Regions from separate parts of the Mus musculus genome. Here region 1 is linked to region 2. Evidence: chromatin loops called from intact Hi-C (ENCODE). Cell type or tissue: left cerebral cortex. All regions are shown on one strand.

Region 1 (2,500 bases), 69 kb before region 2:
GATGGTATGTTTCCAGTAAATCATAGCAGTGCTTCTTATTTCTTAAGCTTGTGTTTATTTTCATGGTTGCAGGATTAGGGGCCCTCTACCTGTTTAACAACACTATCGTTTTATAAATGGGGAAACTGAGGCTCAGAAGGTGATAACTGGCCCGGGACACTGCAGCTGGTTTGTCTCAGAGTTAGAACCTGAAGCCTAATGGCCAGTCACACTGATTTTAGTCCAGTTCCAGAATGGCTGACAATATTGCAAGCCTACTGTGTGCTACAGGCTGTCACCATGTTCTCTTTTTAGGATAGTATTTGGGCTTCTGGATCCCTGGGGGTGTTGCCTCCTCTTCCTTGGAGGGATCGGAATCCCCACCTCCTTTCCCAATAGGTGTGGCAATCAGCTCTCTCACACTTCATTCCCCTCCACATCAGCATTCCAGCTATTGCAGCCTGCCTGCTCTGCTCCAAGCAGGGCTCCATGGTAGTGAGGATCTTGCTGGGCAAGAGAATGTAGGAACATCTGGACTGCTGTGAGGGGCTCACAGGAGGGGAGCTGCACACCCCCCCACCTCCCTGTGTGGGTCTGCAGGAGCTCAGTACAGAGTGTGAGGACATGCTGGGGTGAGTAAATCTGTTATTGGAAAGTATCTATGATCAATGTCCAGGGGAGAAGGAAGGAGGCAATGTGGGGCAATGTGTAGACCCCAATACTGCACCATTTGGTGCCATGAGGGATGTGTCTACACATACAGGAGGTACCTCTCACCTGAGACCTCTCTCTCACTCTTCTGTTGTCTCAGCTGCCTTGCTATGCGTTGTAAAAAAAAAATCTCATTTTCTGGCAACAAAAAGAATTGAGGAGAAAAGTGGCCAGGGAGGAAAAAGCAGTGGCTCTGGATTCAAGGGCTGCATCCCTGACTGGTCCTTGACCATCAGTCACAATCTGTATTTATAGCAGGCATAGAAAGGACTGGAGGGTAACCCTGAGAGGTTTTCTAATAAAACCCCGTCAAAGCTGTCTGAACGCTGAACACTTCATGGCACTGGCTATCGAGGGAAGGAAATTTCTCTTCATCAAATTTATGGGGCTGGATTGAAAACCAAACTGAAACAGCTTCACGAATCACTGTGACAAAATGATTCATCTTCGAGGAGTTGGAAAAATCTATTTTTATCACCTTTATTCTGCCAACTCCTCATTTTTATTCTCTCCCTGAACTACTGTTATTTCCTTCGTGGTGCCAAGTTAAACCAAATATCTCCAGAGGCTATAACCGTCCTCACTGGATCCTTCCAGCCTGGCTGATTCAGCAGAGGGGGAAGAAGGGACTGTTGGTTCTGCACTGCATGAGTGGGGCTACCTGAAGTTGCTGCCTGGAACCTAGAGAGTCTGCCTATGGGTGTGAGCCGCTCTCAGCAACCTGCTTTCTCTGATGGTTTGTTGAGTGTTAGGGATGGCCATTACTCTTCCAGCTTACCCAGCTAAAGAAGGGATATGGATATCCACACCGCTCTTTCAGCCCTCCCTTTTAGTCGGGGAAGGAAGACATGCAAAGACATGCATTAGGACAGAAACAGACCCTGTGACTTCATGCTATACACTTCCCTGTGTTCCTTCGGGTCCCCAGTCATCCATCTCTCTAGCCTCTTGCATGTCCCCAGGATGGTTCTTTGAGAGTCCTAGGAAAAGCTAAAGGGAAGTTTCCTTGGGAAGAACATCAAAGAGAACCTGCTTTCCAGGTTGCCTTGAGTAGCATATTCATCAGCTTCTCCTTTTGATGATAAGATACATAGTAACTAGAGAAACAGCGGGAACAGAGCCATGTAGGTCCAATGCCAGCCTGAGCATTTTCAGCACCTGGTACATAGATATTCAGTAGATATTTGCTGAACAAACGGAATGCAATTCCTCATAACCCCCAGCCTTTCATAAAATCTATCTTTCAGAAGGTGACGGTGTGTTTTGTTAGTAGCTGGCATTCTTCTATACAACTAGCGGGCCGAATCTGAAACCCTGAATTTTCAGAATACATATCTTAGCCGCATATCCTGGCAGATTCCTTAGTCATTTGAGGCCCATGTTTACTTGCCCATAAAATGGGCTCAATAACTGTCTTCTTGACTTTCATAAAGAAGCAGGAGAAGGATAAAAACAGAGGAGAAGGAAGAATAAGAGAGAGAGAGAAGCAAGAGGAGGTAGGAGAGGACGAGGAGAAGGTAGAGGAGAAGGAGGAGGAGGAGGAGGATTGTTTATTGAGATGATTTTGGAATCCTTTGAGAGTTTAGCTCTGAATGTAAAGTACAAATGTTAATAAACTTTCTCCAGGAGAAAGGACAGTTTGAGAATGAGCAAGTAAAGGGGATTTTGTGTGTGTGTTATTTGTGAGTGTGTATATGTGTGAGTGTGTATGCACACATATATGTGCATTCCTCCTAATCTTCCTACATTGTATGTGTATTCCTTGATCTTCCCCGAATACTGACTGCACTCTTGCTGCACCTAGGTACTA
Region 2 (2,500 bases):
ACCATTCGAGGATACAGGCAGCATCCAATCTTGAGCCATCCTGTCAACCCCAGAGATGAATAAGTTCAGGTTTTACTTATATGTAGTTACCATTTACTGTGTGGCTATAGTTAAAATAATTCTCTGGTTCTTTTTTTTCTTCTTCTTCTTCTATAAAATAGGGATATTGTTAACATGATATGCAAAAGCAGTACCCAGATATATACTAAGTGTTCAACAAAAGTTAACTTTGTATTTTAGCCATTTGGTTGATGAGTAATTTGACAATAATAACTTCTATTGCCTAAGAAGTTAAATTGGAGCTTCTGTCTAATTCAGGTCTATATTTTTCAGTGAGTCATGTGTTCTTTTTTAACTTCTCAGTTCTGGATTTTGTTCCAGAATCTGGTTAACTTTTGACCTGCAAGTAAACAACCTTAATTTCTGTAACTGACATTTCTGTCTTCCCCTAGCACAGCAATTCTCCACGTAGAGGTCGTGACCCCTTTGGGGGCTAAATGAGCCTTTCACAGGGGTCACATATCAGATATCCTGCATATCAGACATTTACATTATGACTCATTGCAGTAGCAAAATCACTGTTATAAAGTACCAATGAAATAATATTATGGTTGGGGAGGGGTCTCCTCAGCATGAGGAACTGTATTAAAGGGTCGAAGCAAGAAAGGTTGGGAACCACTGCTTTGGAGCATCATGTTGGTGGACTCACCCAAGCATTTGACAACCTATTCTTTGGGGGCATTAATCGACTGGGGGGGGGGGGCTGCAGGGTTTTCCTCCCAGCCCTGCCCCTGTCCTCTTGCCTACTCCTTCCTCCTGGTGAGAAACCTGAGTGTGCCTTGTGAATTGCAACCATTCCAGCCCCCATGCCCAGTTCCCTGAGGTGGGAGATGGATCAAAAGATGCTACACCCCCCGCCCCTCCGCCACTTCTGTAATTGCCAGAAGCAGCCAGCCAAAAATACTTCCTGCAAGGACGTGGGTTCCCAGGGGCACCTCAGATGGAATAGATCAGTTTCACAAACTGCAAACATGGAGAACATCACTTTTTTTGTTTGTTTGTTTGTTGTTTGTTTGTTTTTCTTCTTTCTATTGGGAATGCAGAGGGGACCTCCATGTGCATCTCGGGGGAAATCCACAGGGCAACATTCCAGTCTTTGTCCCTGCGTATACTCCCCTGCCAGTGTGATCCACAGTCTTGGTTTCTAGTGACGGTCTCGGGGAATATTAAGCGGAGGTTTATCTTCGAGTGACTGGAGTTATTTTTGTTTTCGTCAGCCTGGGACTATTGTAATGAACGCGAAGGCACTGGCAGGAACAAGGCTTTTATTATAATACGAGGGTGAGGATGGCTTCGACTGACCTTTCTTCTGCTGGAGTCTCAGTGTTTTAGTCTGTGCCGCTTGTGCTGGAAAGAATTTATAATCACAGCCTGTCAAAGACAGGCATTGTTCTCCCTGCTCTGAACATGTGGGTCAGCCACAAGTGCCTGCCGCTCCCCCAACGCCAGGAGCTGGCGGAGAGAGAACATGCCTGGATTCCTCTGTGGCATCAGGAAAACGCATTTTGCATATTTTTCGTTGCCTTTTTTTTTTTTTTTTAACTTTTGCCTCAGAAAGACAGCTCGCTTTCAGAGCAGGAATTTCCCTCCAAGGTAGCAGGAGGTGGAAGCATGCGGCTCCAGGATTTTACAGCTCTTATTCCGCCTGTGTTTGCCAGATACCATAACCCGGGGGCAGTGGCACTGAACTAGGGACTCGTCTGTCCCACAGACATGCGGTTATGGATCCTGAAAGACAGGTCAAAGGTTTTGTCTTTGTTGCCAATGATCATTGCATTCTTGTGAATCCAAACTTTGTGACTCTCTGTACTTAACTACTTAAAAAAAAAAAAAACAACTTTATGGGATGTGAGTTGCTTGGGGACTTTTGTTTTTTAAGTTGTGCATGCTATACTAATTGAAAGGATGGAGCAGACAAGACTTGAGGAATTGAATAGTCACTGCTGGTGCTCATTAGTCTCTCGAGCTATGACTTTTCCACACAGATCCTCCATGCAAGTGTCTTTGCAGACCACTGGAAGCCGGATAGGATATATATGTTGCAGTCATATCTGAAATTCTTTCGTTTTATTTTGGGACAGGAGACTGACGACATTGATAGCCCGAAGCGCAGCATCCGAGACAGTGGCTACATCGACTGCTGGGACTCTGAACGCAGCGACTCCCTCTCTCCTCCTCGCCACGGACGGGATGACTCCTTTGACAGCCTGGATTCTTTTGGCTCCCGCTCCAGGCAGACACCTTCGCCAGATGTAGTTCTCAGGGGAAGCAGTGATGGTAAGGTTTGATCTTCCTACGCCGTACAGCTTGGAATTAATCATTATCAGGGTCAAGGTTAGAGAGCTGGGTCCTTGGAAAGGCAAACTCCATATCCACCTGGCTGGAGCCTGGTAATTCTATAAACTGGTGAGTGGTGGAGGGGTGGGAGGGGGGGAGTCTC

Evidence for each region. Hi-C counts contacts between places; a loop is a spot of excess contacts. Peaks named below come from ENCODE experiments on the same cell type or tissue, not always from the same donor. Only the 100,000 strongest peaks of a DNase experiment are listed, where the experiment ranks them.
Region 1: it touches region 2 in a loop (1.9-fold over the local background); 1 of 42 quality-filtered maps calls a loop at or near these places.

What each region holds. Positions count from the first base shown.
Region 1 is chr5:66,898,013-66,900,512 of GRCm38, forward strand. All of the region lies in intron 3 of Limch1 (LIM and calponin homology domains 1), which reads left to right. Among named protein-coding and RNA genes, the nearest start is that of Gm52776, 5.1 kb to the left of the region's middle. In left cerebral cortex, no CTCF peak of the experiment used is centred here; a DNase peak (open chromatin) is centred at 1,239; H3K27ac peaks cover 1,256 bases.
Region 2 is chr5:66,966,935-66,969,434 of GRCm38, forward strand. Limch1 (LIM and calponin homology domains 1) reads left to right here. Exons shown (of 26, transcript NM_001001980.3): 7 at 2,142-2,337. Among named protein-coding and RNA genes, the nearest start is that of Gm33040, 31 kb to the right of the region's middle. In left cerebral cortex, no CTCF peak of the experiment used is centred here; a DNase peak (open chromatin) is centred at 1,424; H3K4me3 peaks cover 977 bases; H3K27ac peaks cover 1,922 bases.